2 separate regions of the Homo sapiens genome follow, and region 1 is linked to region 2. The links are chromatin loops, found by intact Hi-C in ENCODE. Cell type or tissue: PC-9. All regions are shown on one strand. Links, peaks and the distances in the headings refer to the core of each region. The heading gives the core; the rest is flanking DNA.

What was found. Hi-C counts contacts between places; a loop is a spot of excess contacts. Peaks named below come from ENCODE experiments on the same cell type or tissue, not always from the same donor. Only the 100,000 strongest peaks of a DNase experiment are listed, where the experiment ranks them.
Region 1: a loop joins it to region 2, with 14 times the contacts of the local background. A loop is called at or near these places in 90 of 110 quality-filtered maps.

Annotation. Positions count from the first base shown.
Region 1 is chr10:70,545,605-70,555,360 of GRCh38, reverse strand. It overlaps PALD1 (phosphatase domain containing paladin 1), which reads right to left. Exons shown (of 20, transcript NM_014431.3): 18 at 7,915-8,055. Among named protein-coding and RNA genes, the nearest start is that of PRF1, 52 kb to the left of the region's middle. In PC-9, for the core only: CTCF peaks have their summits at 5,105 and 5,306 (motif pointing left); a DNase peak (open chromatin) is centred at 5,294.
Region 2 is chr10:70,875,651-70,885,122 of GRCh38, reverse strand. SGPL1 (sphingosine-1-phosphate lyase 1) reads right to left here. Exons shown (of 15, transcript NM_003901.4): 14 at 8,462-8,582; 15 at 3,939-7,928. The coding sequence ends at 7,788. It overlaps PCBD1 (pterin-4 alpha-carbinolamine dehydratase 1), which reads left to right. Exons shown (of 4, transcript NM_000281.4): 4 at 1,075-1,613. The coding sequence ends at 1,173. Among named protein-coding and RNA genes, the nearest start is that of PCBD1, 8.2 kb to the left of the region's middle. In PC-9, for the core only: a CTCF peak has its summit at 4,908 (motif pointing right); a DNase peak (open chromatin) is centred at 4,902; H3K27ac peaks cover 1,131 bases.

The DNA of each region.
Region 1 (9,756 bases), core at 503-8,502, 330 kb after region 2:
TGGGTCTAATAAAATTTGTCCTGTTCTCACCATCTGTCTGAGGACCACAAAAGACAAAAGGTGAGTTCTTAGAAAACTCAAATAGCAACCAGGTACAGTGGCTCACACCTGTAATCCCAGCACTGTGGGAGGCCGAGGCTCGTGGATCACTTGAGTCCAGGAGTTTGAGACCAGCCTGGGAAACATGGCAAAACCCCGGCTCTAGTAAAAATACAAAAATTAGCCGGGAGTGGTGGTGGCAGGCACCTGTAATCCCAGATACTTGGGAGGCTGAGGTAGGAAAATCACTTGAACCTGGGAGGCAGAAATTGCAGTGAGCCAAGGTTGTGCCACTGCACTCCAGCCTGGGCTACGGAGCAAGGCTCTGTCTCAAAGAAAGGGGAGGGGAGGAGGGGGAGGGGAGGGGGGAGGAGGGGGAGGGGAGGGGGAGGAGGGGGAGGGGAGGAGAGGGGAGGGGAGGCTCAAAAAGCACTGCTCAAAGTTAAAGCACTACAGTCTTTATACAATAAATCTCGCTTTGAGACCAGAGGATGTTTCCTTCTCCCTGTGTGGCTCCCTTCACCTCAGCTGTTCTTCAAACTCTTCTGAAAGGAAAACAGGAGACACAGGCTGTTTTAAAAACCCAACACTAAGAATTAACGTCACCAGGCAAAGCCCAGGAAAAGTGTCGCTGGCATTAATGATTCTAGCAGGGCTTCCTCCAGGTGCCCTGACTTTGGTTTTTGTCATAAATATTTTCCCTTTCCAAGCCCAAAAGGAAACAACGAAGTCTGCTGCGGGTGTCACCGCCCTGGGCTGGCGGCCATGTTGGATTCTCCTCAGCCAGGGCCCGGCATTCTAACTTCCGTCCAAAGCGCTGGAAGTGGCTTAGTTCAATGGGTTTTCTTTCTTTTTTCCTTTTGAGGCAGTTTGTTTGTTTATTTGTTTGTTTTGAGATGGAGTCTCACTCTGTCACCCAGGCTAGAGTGCAGCAGCATGATCTCGGCTTACTGCAACCTCTGCCTCCAGGGTTCAAGTGATTCTCCTGCCTCAGCCTCCCGAGTAGCTGGGATTACAGGTGTGCGCCACCACGCTCGGCTAATTTTTGTATTTTTTGTAGAGACAGGGTTTCACCATGTTGGCCAGGCTGGTCTTGAACTCCCGACCTCAGGTGATCCTCCCACCTTGGCCTCCCAAAGTGCTGGGATTACAGGCATGAGCCAGAGTGCATGGCCTTGAGGCAGTTCTTAAAATGCCCCAAGCATCTGGCCCCTTCACATGCAGGAGGCATCCAAGCCTTGACTCAACCTTGCAGACACTGGAGAACAGAGGGGCACCGCCGTGGGCTGCAGCCCCGTGAAGTCGGGCTGCTTGAGACAGGCATAGAGAGAAGGGTCGAGGCTGTTCCCTCAGGGAAGGTCTGTCCCAGTGGAAAATATGTCCCCAGGCTTGGCTCCACTACCTCCCAGCTGCACCCACAACCTGTGTCTGGGATGTGTTCTTGTCCTTGTCCTTCTCCTGGTCAGTCTGCGACTTCCTCAAAGGCAAGGACCATGGCTTCCAGTTCTGTTTCCCTGCAGCAGGGCTCAAGGTGGGCAGGGAGAGGTGAAATGGTGCCTCCGCCCGCTTGAGAGGCCATGTGGCATGGCAGAGAGGCTCAATCTGGGAGTCAGGGGCCGGGTCTTGTCCCCCTCCTAAATCTGCCAGCTGTGTGTTCTTGGGCAAGCTCAGTGCCTCCCTCCTCAAATGTAAAACCGGAACCAACATTAGAACACCCTTTATCACACACAGGCAAAGTGAGGACGGTGGTCGTAAAAATGTCTATCAGCCCAGCATGGGCACCTCTCGGACTACTTCCAAGTTGGCTAAGGAGATGTCAGGACATGTGTGGCCGGCACTGGGTCTCTAGTGACTCCCTGTCCCTCCGCATGAGCCTCTACCCCATCCCACTCCCTGCTGGCTCTCACTCCAGTCACCCAGACTCTCCTCACAGACTCCAGCCACATCCAAATCTGGAGGAACATTAGGCCTTGCTGAAGCCAACATCTTTCCCTCATTTTTAGACAAGCATCTCCCAAACCAACCCATCCACTGGAGACAGGGAAATCAAAGGAAACAGCAAACATGGAACCTGCCTGTCTGTCCCCAACACACCTGAGGGGAAGTCTCTCGTTCTGGAAGTATCGCAGTTAATTAATGTAGATGGAATGAGAGAGCCAGCAGATCACCATTCTGCAAGCTGGCGATGCACACTGCTGCAAGCCAGTCATAATAGGAGAGACGACAGGATCTTCCAGCCCCAACAGCAGCATACGGCACCCCCAGTAACCATTCCGGCCACACTGAGCCGGAATCTTATGAAGCCTTGGATGCGAACCATTTCCAGGAAGCACAGGCCAACTTAAACCTAGGGGTGCAACTAGGAAAATTAGCTCCAGGAAGCCCAGGAAGACAACCAGTTTACCTCACAAATATATTTCAGGGGGGAAAAGGAGAACTGTATGAGATTAAAAGAGACTTAGGGCCACGTCAACCAAATGCAACATGTGGATCTTGTTTGGATCCTGATCCAGCTGCAAAAAGCCTGTGAGATTAGTGGAAACATCTAAACATTGACCAGATGTTTGCTGGTAAGTAGCGACTGTCCATTGTTTAAGAGGCAATCATGGCGGTGTGACTGCCTTCTTTAAAAGATCCCCCTTCTTTAGAGGTACGTACTGAAATATGCACAGAAGAAGTAACATGAGGACTGCGATGTGCTTTAAAATAATTCAGTGAGAGCTCGGAGGGCTTGAGATAAAATAAGACTGGCTGAGATGGGTACTTACTGCAGCTGGGAGGTGGGCACATGAGGGCTGAGGAAATTATGCTCTCTGCTTTGAAATTTTCTGTTTGAAACATTCCAAAATACTTAAAAATATAAGTTCCTAAGTTTTGACTCATTCAGTAATTCTACTTCTAAGTATCAGCTTTACAAAAATAATCCACACAACGGAAAAGCCACATGCGCTACGAGGTCCACATCACCCCCCATCCCAGAAGACGACAGGAAAGAATGTGAAGGGCCGCGCGTGCTACACACAGCAACAGCATGAGAAACAGTACTTCCACTCACTGCATGGAATGTGAACACGGAATGCGATGATGTAAGGGCTCCTCAGCAAACACGACAAAATGCCCAGAAGCCGGAGCTGTTGCTTAATTTTGCCTCTCTCTGCCCTACGAGAACGTCAGCTCTGCGCACCTTTCATCACCGGTCCCTACTCAGTGTCCGCCCAGGGCCCAGCACTGAGGCAGCACATGCTGGCTGGGCACATGTTGAAATGCATAAACACAGCCTAGGTGAGTGGCGAGAGACGTCCCGTGGGCCTGCCACAATCACAGCTTCCAGAGAGCTGCATGCAAGTGCACGAAGCCCAGAAGGAAACGGGCAAAAGTAAAATCATCGCTGAGTTGGCAGGATTCTGGGAGACTGGGAGACTCTTTGCTCAACCTGAGCCACCTAAGCTTTTGGTACTTACTGTCCTTATTCTTGCTGTGCAACCTCAGGGTGCAGATGAAGATTCATGTACATTCTGAGCCCTCCTCTCTGATCCACAACAGGAAACTGACCTCCAAATTCTTCCACTGTTCCCAACTGAGGGCCCTGGAATAGTTTTATTGCTGAAGAAGCACAAATGCCATATCACAGGAGCTGTGTTCTTCACTGCTTATTACTAAAGTATAAGTTGACTGCTGAAGCCGGCAGGGGGCCAGGAAAAGGAAATTCACCATTTGGGGGCTCTGGGGAGTGAGGGGCAGGAAGCCAAGCAGACACATGCTGTTGAATTTCAGGATCCCAAGTGGACTCTTGGGATTTTGGAAAACTTCAGATGGGCCAAATGTGGACTGGTCCTAGAACATTCCCGGGCAAATTAAGCCGATGGAGGGGATAAAGCCCTACCCAAGCCTGAGCTCAGGTCCATTTACATCCAGAGGCTGTGGGGGATCTGACCAGGCTGATGGCACCCTCTGCATGGACAGCACCCGGCTCTGAGCAAAGAACCACAGACCCTGCTGGAGGCCACCTGGGACTTCTGGTTTGAAACCAGAGGGCAGAAGTTTAAATAAACAGCTGATACCACAGGTGAGACCCAGCTGCCAATTTCCAGAAGTCACCATTAGAGAGAAGGGGTGGTAGGGGCCGCTGCCTTTCTAGAGACTCCGCACATCTCCCTGCAGCCCACTGGGGCAACATGGATGAGATCCTTGGGTCAAGGACAACATGGTCTGGGGAGGAGCGTGGGCTGGGAGTGAAGATCGTTGCCTCTCATCCCCACTCAGCCACCAACTCACGGTGGTTAACCTGAAAAGGTTAAACACAGAATTACCATATGATCCAGCAATTCCACTCCTAGGTATATAACCAAGAGAAATGAAAACATACGTTCACACAAAAACTTGTACATGAATTTTCACAGCAACATTATTCATAATAGCCAAAAAGTTCTACAACAAACCAAATGTCCATCAGCTGATAAACAGACAGACATAATGGGATATGTCTATACAATGGAATATTATTCAGCCATACAAATGCAGTAATAATACATGCTACAACACGGATAAACCTTCAAACATTATGCTAAGTGAAAGAAGCCAGACACAAAGGACCACATGGTGTATGATTCCACTTATACGAAATGGCCAGACCATGCAAATCCACAGAGGCAGAAAGATCAGTGGCTGCCAGATGGTGGGGGAGGGGAAGCGATTGCTAGCGGGTGTGAGGTTTCTTTTTAGGGTGATGAAAAATGTTCTAAACTTGATGTGGTGCTGGATGCACAACTCTATGAATGTACTAAAAACCAGGGACTCGTGCACCATAAATAAGTGAATTGCATGGCACATGAATTGTATACATCGTGAATTGTATACATCCCCTAGTGTGGTCCCCGCCAGCATCAGTATCATCTGGGAGTGTGTTAGACCTCCAGACCTACAGAATCAGAAGCTCCAGAGTGGGGCCCAGCAGCCTGCATTTTAACAAGTCTAACATGTGATTCTGAAGCCCACTAAAGCTGGGGGCCGCTGCTTAGAATATGTGGCTCTCAGCCTTGGCTGTGTGTTGGAATCACCTGGGAGACTTCAAAAACAAGACCCGTGCCCTGGCCAAGACACCCCTACCAACTAAATCAGACTCTCTAGGGATGGAGCTCTGCCACAGCATGGTTTAAAGCTCTCAGATCTCTTGGACATGTGGGGTGCAAGCCCCTGAACTAGAGGGTGTCTCCTCTCAGTCCCTCTGCTCTTCAGTGCCTCTAAGAATTTGGCCAGGTAGGTCACTGGCACCACCTGGTGGCCATATCCCAGAATGACTCTACATCTTGCCTCTGGGCCCTCCAAGGGGCCTTGGGGCTCAGGGATCTGTGTCCTCCCACTGCAGAGGTCACGACCAACCTGGCCTTTGGAAAGGGGGTGGGTGACCTGGTGGGAGCGGGTAAGAATCCTAGCTGGCTCTGCTTCCTCTCTCATTAAAAAACACTTCACATCCAGAAGGCAGCCAGAGTGACCACCTCTAACAGCCCCAGCCACCTTCCTTCTCCAATGCCAACAGAGTCAAGCAGTCACCTCTAGCAGCCCCAACTACCCTTCCCTCTCCAATGTCCAGGGAGGAGTGCCAACTCACCCATACCAACTCATCTCCAATAACTTCTGTGTCATCAGATGCGGGCACCGAACCACCTTTGCTGCCTCTAAACTCGTTTTGCACCTTTCGGCCCCCTGGCCTTTGCCATGCATCCCCTCCCACCTGATGCGCCTTCCCAGGCTGTCTCTGAGGACACTGCTCCAGGCCAGCTCTGGGGGAGCCCTCCTGTCTCCCCACGGCTCAGGCCCTGTCACGCTCCCTGCTCCGCCCTCTGGGTGCCTCGCAGTGGACATCGAGGGCTGCAGAGCTCAGAGGAAGGGGGGCCTATCAGCTTCAGGAGTCAGGGAGGTAGGGGCTCTCTAACAGAGCCTGGCCAGCATGGGATGGAAGGTCTAAGATGCTCTGAAGCAGGCATCCTTTTTCAACTATTGGGCCTCCAGCTTCCAGACTGAACTGGAAGCTTCCATTCTCAGCCCTCTCAGCATCCTCTGAAAGTGGGAGGAACTTAGCTTCTTAGCTCATTGCTGCCAAAAGACCATTGTGAGTGGGACCCAAAGGTAACTCAAAAGGAGACTCAGGACCCAATCTAACTGTGGCCCTGAAGAAAACAGTTCTTCCTAAATTCACCAAAGTCCGTCTTCTGAAACTCCTTAACCACCTTCCCCTCCCCACATTTAACAGACCTTTTTTTTTTTTTTTTTTTTTTGGTAGAGACAAGGTCTTGCTATGTTGCCCAGGGAGGTCTCAAACTCCTAGCCTCAAGTGATCCTCCTGCCTGAGTCTCCCAAAGTGCTGGGATTACAGGTGTGAGCCACTCTTCCCCTGGCCTGGCAGCCTCTTTATCTCTCCAAACTCCCCTCCCAAATGACCTCTGATCTTAGACCCAGATTGACCCCAGATGCCTTGCCCTGCCTTCCAGCTAGGCATCCACCCTTTGCCCCAATCAGGGCCTGATCCATGACCCTGAGCAAAAGCTGGGCCCAATCAGTCATTTCCCCAATGTGTGCACAGCTACAGCCGAGCATAGGGCTGGCTTGGGGCAGGCCCCCTCTGCAGGGGCCACAGGCAAGAGCTGTTTCTGAGAATTGCTGGCCAGCAGTGGGGAACACATGGCTGGTACATATAGCCCTCTCTCAGCACCATGGAATCCTCACCCCCTACCCACCGGCTCCCACCACTGCCCCTCCCACTCAGCACCGGCCTCTGTTCCAGAAGCCAATCAGATTCAATGGGCCAGAGAGGAACAGAAGTGAATACTCCACACAGAGACCCAGGCCAAAAACTCCAGAGCCCACACTAGCCTGTGGTCATGGGACTGGTCCAGTAGGGCCGAGTGCAACAGAGCAGGGAGTATTGGGGACCCAGGCAGGCTTGAGGGCACATTCTTTCCAGATAGGCTGAAAATCCAGATGGTTACATGAAATCTGGACTATTATGAAACTTTTTTTTTTTTGAGGAGTCTCACTATCACCCAAGCTGGAGTGCAATGGCACGATCTTGGCTCACCGCAACCTCCGCCTCCCGGGTTCAAGCAATTCTCCTGTCTCAGCCTCCCGAGTAGCTGGGACTACAGGCGCCTGCCACCATGCCCGGCTAATTTTTGTATTTCAGTAGAGATGGAGTTTCACCATGTTGGCCAGTCTGGTCTCTGACTCCTGACCTCAGGTGGTCTGCCTGTCTCGGCCTCCTAAAGTGCTAGGATTACAGGGGTGAGCCACTGCACCTGGCCAAAACTTTATTTTTATAATGTAATGAGTTATTTAAAAACAATTTTTACAGATAAAAAACACCCCATCTGGGAGCCAGCCCCAGCCCCAGGGCAGCACAGACATACCCACGTCCTGAGATGACAGCCTCCGTGCTAGTTGTGAAACAGCCACCCCAAGACCCTGAGGGTCTCCACCCACCCACTACCTGACTCCTGTCTGGGACCTCTGGTCCCCCCGCCAGGACCCAGAAACAAGAGGGTTAACGCCTGGCACCACAGGGCTCCTGGGTGTTCACTCTGATTGGCCACATCCTTGATTGGTCCTAGGGCCACAGCAGTTGTTGAATGCTTTGAACATGGCCCCTGCATGCATCTCCCCTACCACTCCAGAATCTGGTACCCATACCAGTGGGTCGGGGCTGGGGATGTGTCCATCTCATGGATCACTTCCACTTCCAGAAGGTGGAAAAGTGACCACGAGCCAAGGAGGGGCCCCTAGGACCCCTAGCAACCCCAAAGCCACATCAGCCACTCCCTGGCTGTGCACACCTGGAAGGGTGGCTGGGGCAGGGTGGGGTGGGGTGGGGTGGGGGCTCACCTGGCGGTAGGTGCAGATGATGATCTCCCGCAGGTGGTAGTGCATGGGCGTCATGGTCTCGCTGACAGTGTCCAGCGCTGCGTCCACCTCCTTCTTCACACGGTGCCCATCGGGTAGCAGCTGCACCACCTTCATTACTACCTGGGGCCAGAGAAGGGGGGTGAGCAGACATAAAACTGGTAAGAGCCCTCAGCCCAAGCACCAGGCTTGCACCCTCACCAAAAGGCCACACCAGGCCTAAGGCCCAGGCGCTGAACAGAGAGCCCTGCCTGCTCCTCAGTTCTCAGACTGAGGGAGGACAGGGGGATCCTGAACATCTCCGGGGCCAGGCTACCCAGATGCTTTTCTTTTTCCTCCACAATTGGGATTTATTGGTTGTGTTGAGGATCAGTACACAGACATTGAATTTGTACCGAATATCTAAAAAAGGCATGGATTATGATTCCTTTTTAGTTATTCCATTGACATTTATTGTTGTTGTTGTTGTTGTTGTTTGGAGACAGAGTCTCACTCTGTCATCCAGGCAGGAGTGCAGTGGCATGATCAGGGCTTACTGAAGCCTCAACTTCCTGGATTCAGGTGATCCTCCTACCCCAGCCTCCTGAGCTGCTGGGACTAAAGGCCCATGCCACCACGCCTGGCTAATATCTTGTACTTTTAGTAGAAACGGGGTTTTGGCATGTTGCCCAGGCTAATCTCGAACTCCTGGGCTAAAGCAATCCACACCCTTGGCCTCCCAAAGTGCTGGAAAGTTATTCCATTAACTTTCCAGCTTAAAATTTGGAGGCAAATTGTTCTTTAAGAAGATATTAAGTACCAGTATTTTCAAGTGTTGATAAACTGTGGCATAAGCCCCACCAATCCACAACTTAATGTCTTGCACACTACACAGATTTTCAGTGTCCAAGCACATCAATAGAGTTACTAGGAAAACGGGACTGCCACAGCCAAAGACATCACAGAGTGCACACAGTTCTCACAGGAGAGCCACAATCAAGAAGTGGTTTACATTAGAAATAATTCTACAAAAAAAACCATGGGAATATAAGTCATTTAAGATGTTCAAGACATATTAAATGCACGACTGTGACTCCAAATTGCCATTTTGTATGCTTTGTATTACATGATACAAAAACCACCCCAATGCACCCATGGAATGTTAAGCTGATCTAAGGTGCTTATTTTTGTTTTGTTTTGTTTTGTTTTGCTTGAGATGGAGTCTCGCCCTGTCACCCAGTCTGGAGTGTAGTGGTGAGATCTCGGCTCACTGCAACCTCTGCCTCTTAGGTTCAAGAAATTCTCCCGCCTCAGCCTCCCGAGTAGCTGGGATTACAGGCACCTGCCACCGCACCCAGCTAATTTTTGTATTTTTAGTAGAGACAGGGTTTCACCATGTTGGCCAGGCTGGTCTTGAACTCCTGGCCTCAGGTGATCCACCCGCCTAAGTCTCCCAAAGTGCTGGGATTACAGGCATGAGCCACCACGCCTGGTCGAGGTGCTTATTTTTTAAGCAGTAGAAATCCTGCTTCAAATGAGGCCTCATGCAGAACTTTGATCTATAAAACAGATAGCTGTCACGTACTAGGGCTGGAGGGGTGAGGAGGGGGTGTAAGAAGCCTCCCCACCCTCCTCCTAACCTGCAGCAGCCCCCAGCCACTGCGCAGACGCTCAGAGTTGGACACCACTCATCTGATATAATTCCCCACCCCAGCCAGGTGCAGTGGCTCATACCTGTAATCCCAGCACTTTGGGAGGCCGAGGTGGGGAGATCGCTTGAGGCCAGAAGTTCAAGACCAACCTGGCCAACATAGTGAGACCCCATCTCTGAGTAATAAGAAAAAG
Region 2 (9,472 bases), core at 1,431-9,430:
TCTGCCCCCATCCAAATACTGCGAACTCTGACACATTCTGAAGGCTTTTGGACTTAACAATGAGCCTTCCTGACCCATAGGTCATCCACTCATCTCATTTCCAATCTCACTGAGATTGCACATGCCTAGAATCAACATAAATACCCCTGGGAAAAAAAAATCAGTCTTACTATAAAGAAATGCAAATTAAAAGATGCATGAGATAGTTGTGGTTAAAGTAGACATTTAAGTAGACATTAAGAAGGCAAAACCCAAGAAAGGAAAGGCTGTGGGAATCAGGCATACTTATTCAGTGTTCATAGCTCTAAATGGCTTTAATCTTGCTGGAGGTATGGAAGAATGAAAAAGTAATAAACTTGAACTAAGAATACACACATATTTGGGAGGCCGAGGTGGGCAGATCACGAGGTCAGGAGATCAAGACCCTCCTGGCTAACATGGTGAAACCCTGTCTCTACTAAAAACACAAAAAAATTAGGCGGGCGCGGTGGTGGACGCCTGTAGTCCCAGCTACTGGGGAGGCTGAGGCAGGAGAATGGTGGGAACCCGGGAGGCGGAGCTTGCAGTGAGCAGAGATTGAGCCACTGCACTCCAGCCTGGGAGACAGAGCAAGACTCCGTCTCAAAAAAAAAAAAAAAAAAAAATACAGACACATAGCCAACCTATCAAATTATTTGCTTAATGAATAGAAACAGTCATTAAATGTCTACCATGTGCCAAAAGCTCTGCTGGTCTCTGTTTATAAAAACAGTAAGGGTGGAAGAGGTCGTCTATGAATGGATAGTGTTTAGGAGTTGGCATTGGTTTTTGGTTTTGTCTTTAGCTTTTAGGTTGCTCTTGACATTCAGATATTAAGCTTTTATTCTATAGCTGAAGTCATGATTATTTTTGAGAGACAGCAAAGGGGAGATGTAGAAGATGTTGTTACAGACATGTCAGGAAGGAGTCCCCAGGAGAGATCGTACTGGCCAGCTGCTATTCTGGAGCTCCTAGCAGGGCTGAGCCCAGCAGCTAGTGACTCCCTCCTGTTCTTAAGTGAAGTCAGTGGAAGCAGAATTTCTGGTTTCATTTCAGGTCCACATCACGCTGAGCACCCATGAGTGTGCCGGCCTTTCAGAACGGGACATAAACCTGGCCAGCTTCATCGAACAAGTAGCAGTGTCCATGACATAGACCCTGCCCTTCCTCTTTGAATTCTTCCGGGGGAAGGGGTGACTGAACTGGGAGTCCAGGGAGGGAGCTGAGGAGCCCTTACCCTCCCACCACTCCCCTCCCAAGACCCAGCCGCCGCCGTTGAGGGCTGAGTCCTTGCTGTGGGATGTGCCAGTGTCCCCACCAACACCAGGAATTTAGACCTTTTCCCTGCACCACTCTCTTCATCCTGGGGGCTCTGTTACACTAATTTGAATAAACTCTCCCCTTTCTTTGCAACTTCCCAGCAACAATAATGATTTTCTTGCCAGGCCGTCTCTTGCTCCCTAATTCATTTCCCAGGAAGCTGTGATACAGGGTGAAATAAAGTCTTGTCTTAGAAACCAGGACCCTAAACCCCACACTATGTAATAGAAACACATGTGTTTTTATGTCTCAAATAAAACTATTATATCACTTGGTCTCAGGCTCTAGAAACTTCTTTTCCACAGGTCAATCCAAATTGGAGTCAATAGGCATTTAAATGAAAGCACTTCCTCTGTGCTAGGCACTTCCTCTGTTCAAGGTACTGGAAAATGACAGGGACCAGACCACCTTGCCTTCAGATTCATTATCATCTAGGGGATACCATTTGATTATCATCAAACAGGAACACAATTAACTATTACCAATTACCAATTAACTAGTACTAATTAACTATTACTAGAGTGAATTAATGCTAGGTGGCAGGATAAGAAATGAGCTAAAGGGAACGCAAGTGATTAATGGTGAAAAGGGCAAATCTGGAGGCTTTGAGTTATGCCTTGAAGACCTGGGTAGGATTCTTGGGAGGCAGAGATGGCTGAGAGAACACCATGAACACAGATAAGGGTGTGAAGGGCACAGGTATTATATGCATTGTGGAACCTATGTCTAGAAAGGCAGTCTGGGGCCATATTACAGGTTGAACATCCCTAATTTGAAAATTGGAAATCCAAAATCTGAAACTTTTTGAATGCCAACATGATGCCCAAAGGAAATACTCATTGGATCATTTTAGATTTCTGATTTTCAGATTAGAGATGCTCAACTTGTCAGTATAATGCAAATATTCCAAAATCCAAAATCTGAAACACTTCTGGTCTCACACCTTTCAGATAAGGGATACTCAACCTATATTTTCTTCCTGGCTGTGATGGCTAATGTTAGGTGTCAACTTGATTGGGCCATGGGGTGCCCAGGCATTTGGTCAAACATTCCGGGTGTGTCTGTGAGGGTGTTTCTGAATGAGGATAACATTTGAATCAGTAGACTGAGTAAAGCCGACTGTCTTCCCTAACATGGGTGGCCTCATTCAACCAGGTGAAGGCCTGTACAGAAAAAAAGGGCTAAAAAGGGCTGACCCTCTTCCAAATAAAAGGGAAGTCCTCCTGCCTGACTGCCTTGAGGTGGGACATTGGTCTTTTCCTGCTTTCGGACTTAAACTGAAACATCCACTCTCCTTAGGTCTCAAGGCTACAAGCCTCCGGTGTGCAACAATACCATCTGCTTTCCTGGTTCTCCAGCTTGCCAACTACAGATCTTGGGACTTGTCAGCCTCCATAATCACATGAGCCAATTCCTTATAAGAAATCTCTTTGTGTGTATTGGTTCTGTTTCTCTGGAGAATCATAATACACAGGCCTATCATATCAGATATGGCAGATCCCAAATCCTGATGGTCTCTTCAGTTTCTTAAAATCTTAGCAAAGTTCTTAGGGCTTGCCTGGTTTACTCCACAAGAGAGAAGACACAGGCAGCTTAGGACCTGGCAGGCTATTTATTACTGGAGCAGTTAAGAGATGGTTTGCACAGTCAGTTCCCCAGCCAGGAACTCTCTAGGACAGAATATTCCCACGCTGTCATGAAGAAGGGGGCACTAAGAGCAGCCTCATCTCTACCCCCACGAGAATGCCACACAAATTTTACCTCACATATGTCACTATGCAGAGACTGGGAAGCCTTCTTCCTAATAGTTCTCACCTGTGTCTCCTAACTCAAGTACTAAGCTGACTTGTAAATGCCGGGGTCACTTGGAACAGGAATCTAGCCATGTCACAACTCAGTCTGAATGAGTTGGTCCCCCAGCAAAGGCCAGGAAAGGGGCAGAGGCTGGAGGTTGAGAAATAAGCGTATTGTTCACAAGAGGGATTAGCAGGACCCCGTTCCTAGCATATATGCTAGTAAAGGATTATCAATACCTATATTGATGGCAAACGAGATTCAGACAGTGGTCTCCCATCTGCTCCACTTCTGACTTAAAATTTTCCAAGTGTGCTTTGATCTGATGACTGGAGGACTGAAGGACAGAAGACGCCAGATGCGGAGGTATGGACTATGCTGTTATGTTACATTCCTGCCTCTGCTTATTTTCATGGGTCAAGGGTTGAAAAATGTTCACCCGATGCAGGGACAGCTCATGCCTGTATTTCCAACACTTTGGGAGGCCAAGGCGGGAGGATCATTTGAGCTCAGGAGTTAGAGACTAGGCTGGGCAATGTAGAGAAACTCTGTCTCTACAGAATATACAGAAAAATTAGCCAGGCATGGTGGCACACACCTGTGGTCCCAGCTACTCGGGAGGCTGAGGTGGGAGGATCACTTGAGCCCAGGAAGTCAAGGCTACAGTGAGTGATGATCATGCCATTGCCCTCTAGCCTGGGTGACAGTGAAACCTTGTCTCCAAAAAATAAAGCCAACCTTGGCAGCACTACAGTTGTATGAAGCACATTCATGTGAGACAAAGACACAGGTAACACTTTCTTTTCTTTTTTTTTTTAGAAATAAATAGGTTTATTCTAAAATTAATCCAAATAATTGAAATTATAGGGAAGGATATTAAGAAGAGAAAAGATTACAAGACAGAGGAAAGCATAAAAGAAAATAAGGTAATTAAAACTTCAAATCAGGAAAAAGGTTCTCAAAAATCTGACTTTGCCTACCCAGGTACAGTTGGTGGCTATCAAATTAGGACTCAGTAATTACTTGTGTCACTGAGTGAAAGCTGCTCATTGCTGCCAAGAACCTACAGAGAAGGCCAAGGGGCTGACGTACAGCTGTATGGAGCAGCAATAAGCACCCCAGACACGACTTCCTAGATAAGCCAGGCCTCCTCATCCAAGTACATCCTGGATCCTCTTTCTCTCTGGTTTCCAGGTACTCAGGAACTAGGCCATTTGGCAGAAAACTGTAGCAAAAAAGCAATCCTTGGCTTGACTCTGGCAAAGTCTGAATGGGCTAAAAGCCAAAAGGAAAAGCTGGGTTATCTGAATGACAGCCTTCAGATCCTGACTAACACTTTGGAAAAACTTCTCGTTTCTTATTCATAATAGAATAAGATCTCCAGCAGTTACATGTGTGTGAAGATTATCTGAGGAGCTCTGTTAGCCCCTAAACCAAATGCAGGGTTTGAGGCCAATGCCCTTTGGTTAGACAGAACCACACTGCCCAGATGGCTAGAGACCACCCAGATAACTCAATCCATCATTAAGTTATTGTAAGCAGCAAACTGTAAGCAGAAGTGGATGATGAAGATGGAAAAAAATATAAGATAGGGCCTGTCCCTGGCAAACTAAGAACCTGAATTTCAGACCTCTCTGAAATAGGTACGACTACCACTGCTGGTGCAAGGACCAATCAGCGACCTATTGAAGTGCCTGGAAATGAGATGGATTGCTGCTTAACTGTGTCTCTTTCATTGGTCTTGGTATCAGTGGGCACACACGATTGTTTCACCACCAGGGGGCAATCTCTCACCAGGAGCCCATTCAAGCATGGCCACTGCCCCATTTGTCATCTCGTGTGTGCCCAAGTAATCAAATGAATGCAACCATCCACAGTAATTACAATTAGGGTCATTTAACTATTTAATTGCTTTTTGAGATTATTGCTGAAATTAGGAAGGGAGCATTGAAATGGGAAGGGGGAGGTTAGAGAAGACAGAGATTTAAAAGAAGCAAGTACCATTTTCCAAGTATAAAACTCGTAATATTAAAAGTGACATAGCAGTATATTCACATGACTACTTAAGTCTAATGCAGAAACAAGACAGTACAGTTTTTGCAGAGGCCGATGTGACATCTGCATGCGACATGATACTATTAAGTGTCTCTACCCACCTCTGCTACAGAGTAGCTGCTATATGCACACATACACAAAAATACACAATGAAAAGCCTACAAAAGTGTTAAGTCAAACTAAGGCTCTTAATTGTAAATTAAAGTGGCTACAGTAGGTCCCTTTGAAAAACACCATCTCCCCTGGCACCAATGTTGTCACAGCACAGAGGAAGCGAGTGGCTCGGGGTCTGGTTCTGGGGAGACGCTCTACAGGGGCACATGCTTCTCCATCTTGGCAGCTGGCAAGCCACAGTGGTGTCTGCTGGGTGGCTCTGGGTTCCTGGACCTCATTCAACATAATGCACTGACCAAACAGCTCTGACCACAGCTACTCTCAAAGAGGTGCCTGCCAGGTCTCCCTCTGACACACACACATACACACACTACCCACTCTTGGAACCCACAATGCACTGCTGGGCAAACAGGAAAAACACACACACACACACACACACACATAAATGCCACACCAGCCCTGAATGGCGTGGCCAGCTAGTCACAGTTGTTGGGTCAGTAGTACAGTGCTCAAGAACAATTCAGACTAACATGCCAAGGAGCCTGAGGAAAAGTCTGGTAGTCATGGCTCTCCCAGCCAGCATTCCCAGTGGGGGAAACTAGAAGACACCAGCCTGGAGAGGCTGAATATTCAGGAGTCCCTGAGATGGGGAATGGAACAGAGGAAAGTGTCTTTTGACTCATCTTAAGTACTCCCCTCCCCAAATAGAAACCTCAAAGACTGATCCATTTCCCCTAGGGCCTGGGCCAGGAGTAGCTCACTGCTCACTGCTGAGGAGAAAGGCACAAGATATAATGTCATAAGAGCAGGACAGTGGCTCAGCCTACAGAGTTCCCTATAGGGGAAAGAAGGCAGGAAATAGGCGCAGGGTCTGGTCCTGTCCCTGCACCACCCTGAGCAGCTAGTCTTGGGAAGGGATTACAGGCCCTGGGCCATAGGCTGCTCGCCATTCTGCTTTCCTATCCTGTTTCTCTCCCTGTGCTGCTCCCTTTTAGCCAGGGCTGAGAAATGTTCAGCACCTGAGGCAAAACTGCCATAGTACCTCTGAAAGCTGAATCAAGGGGGAAGAGGCAGAAGAACACACTAATAGAGAAAATTTTCCTTGCTACGGGTGCTCTTTCACACCCACCTAGGGTAAGTCAAGGCAACTTGTGAAGGTGCTTTGAGCTGTTCCTTCAAGCAAACACATTTTCATTACATAATGGCTTAACGCAAGGGTGCAGGGAAGGACCACCACCAACTTTGGTGACATATTTGAATCTGGGTGTTCATCCTACTCTGATATTCAAAAAAGCATAGAAAAAGGTCTGATTTCTGCTCATCACCAGCCCAGGATAGGGTTCAGGTGTGCTCTGACCACTGCCAATTCAGGAAGGCGGCACCATGGCCAAAAGCTCCCAGATTATTTGGAAACCATGTTTTCTTCCTAGTCCATGGTAACAAGAAAAAGCCAATGGAAGCATCATTCCAAACAATAATCTCCAAAGATGGTGGCAACCAAGTGTCAAATGGGGACTGCAGGCACAGAAGAGACCACCCCAAACCCTGCCTGGGTGGACGAAGCAGGTATGCTAGAATAGTCCTGTCCTGCAGAATAGGGAACGGCAGCTTGGTCGATCTGTGCCCTGGAAAAAGAAAATGAGTTGCAATAGAAGTGACTCTAAGACAGACAATGAACCTACTCTTAAGAGAGACAGGGCCAGGCACGGTGGCTCACGCCTGTAATCCCAGCACTTTGGGAGGCTGAGGCGGGGGGGCGGGTATCACCTGAGGTCAGGAGTTCAAGACCAGCCTGGCCAACACGGTGAACCCGTCTCTACTGAAAAAGAAAATTGAAAAATTAGCCAGGCGTGGTGGTGGGTGCCGGTAATCCCAGCTACTCGGGAGGCTGAGGCAGAAGAATCGCTTGAACCCAGTGGGTGGAGGTTGCAGTGAGCTGAGATCATGCCACTGCACTCCAGACTGGGCAAAAGAGCAAAATTCCATCTCAAAAAAAAAAAAAAAAAAAAAAAAGAGAGAGAAGGCTGAAAAAGCCTCCTGCTTAGAGTATACCTCACACCCAGCTGAGGAAACATCTGTTATGTAAACGCCTCCTGCCTGAGATAACAAAGAAGCTCTAGCTATCTCATAAACTGTACCCCAGCTTCTCTAAAGAATCAGGACAGGTCAGAGCTACCACACAATGTTTAAGTAAAGTTGAAAGCTAGAGAGTTTAGAAAAGGAAATGGTTAAAACAATTCCTAGGGTAACATTTATAACAAGGGCAAAATCATTATGTAATGGAATTCTCTGGGGTCTTCAAATTAAAAACCACAAAAGGAAGATAAGAGGAAGAACAAGAATCCTGAGGCTCAAGCTGTCTCATGGTCTATCTTGAGTTGTGCTCTATGGAGCAAGACCAGATGTCAAAGTTGTGCACGGCCTGTTCCATATCCCAAGAACCTTCTGAAGGCTGGAATCCCCTTGAGACTAGAAAGGGTCCAAGTTCAGTGGGGTTTTGGAGAACCATTCATCTGGCTGCCCTGGGTGACAGTGTCGGTGCTGTACAAGCTGTCCAAGAAGACTGAGGACAATTCTGCAACCATATTCCTGTCAACAGTTGTCTGGGCCATGCCATAGATGGCACCCTACAAATCCAAAGAAAGAGACATTATTAGTGAGGCCAGGTCCAAAAGCAAGAATAAAACTGCAGCAATGAGCCCCTTCTCCCCGAGTCCTAGCTTCGCATGTGCACTGCCCTACCCCATTTCCACCTAAGGCATCCCATCATTCTATCAGAAAAACAGCTGGCATAGTCAATTTTTCACAGGGACTTTCCAGTCTGCCTTTCTGCATAAAGGGACTAGCCTAAGAAAATTCCAGAAAAAACATGTTTACTATCTTTCCTGTGACAAAATTTTCTTTTCAAATGGACACTACCACCAGCTGCTTTTATACAGAAGTCTCTAACTTACAAGGTACTTTATAGTGTATCTCATTTGAGACTTCAGCAACCCTAAGGGGTGGGTGATGCAGAGATCATCAGCTCCAGTCAACAAATAAAAGATGTCTGTGGCAAAGGGGCAGAGGCAGGAACAGACTCCGGGTCATATGATTCCTTCAAACTCTCCACCAACACCTAAATTTCCAAGAGAAGAAAAAAAACTCCAAGTGTCCCTACCATTCCTGTGGTCTTCGCTTTAGGATTCTTCATGATTTGAGTGACAGATTCTCGAATGTCCTTTAGGAATTGTATAGCTACTCGTTTCCGGGCGTGTAGTAATGTGATGCAGAAATGAATACTAGGAAAGAAGAGACAGAGAGAGATGAACCTTGAAGAAAGAAAAAATGTTCTAAAATGATGCAGCCCCAAATACGGGAATTTCCTGGTTGCCCTTTCACAATATTTCTGACAAGTGTAGTCATCCAAGTTGTTCCTAGTCCTGGGAATCTCGGCTCTCTCATGCTTGGGGTGTCAGGCATGGGCTGGCCTCAGAGCTTCTCGGCATGACTGAGAACCATGCTAAGAGGATGAACAGTGTTGGCTGCTTTGTCCCACCCATCCCCTCACAAATTCCACCACCATTCCTTCAACCACGTCACCATCAATGAGACACTTTTATCTTAGATAATCAGCCCCCATGTGCTCTCATGGGGACAGGGCCACATGGCTGGGGTCTTAAAGGACTTCAGGGCACAGAAGAAATTCTACCTCGCCCTGGAGGAATTTAGTGGGGTTTACTGGAATTGTGAAGAGGGAAAAAGATAGTCCAGATGGGACTGGCAATGCACCAACGTGTGGAAGGCTAAGCTGTACACAGAGGACATGAACAGACCTGTACTCAGTTGGAGTGGTGCATTTACTCAAAGGCATCATGGAAGATTAGGTTAGAAAAGTCTAATAAAGAAGGCAGTAGCAGGCCTGAATGATTAGAGACCCCCAGGAAGATCTTGAACTAAATATTAGCCAGGTAACAAGTATTTTATAAGAGCAATTTGATGGCTGTGTACAAGATGGATTGGAGAGTAGAAAGGCTAGAGACTGAGAGAAAAACCTCATGACCAACCACTGGTCTAGGAGGCTGTCACCTAATTCTGCCAGAGTTTAAAGCTAATGGTCTTGTTCTTTGTATCTAATAATTCCAGGTGGCAAGAGAGAAATCCTTTATATACTACAGTTGCTACTAACGTG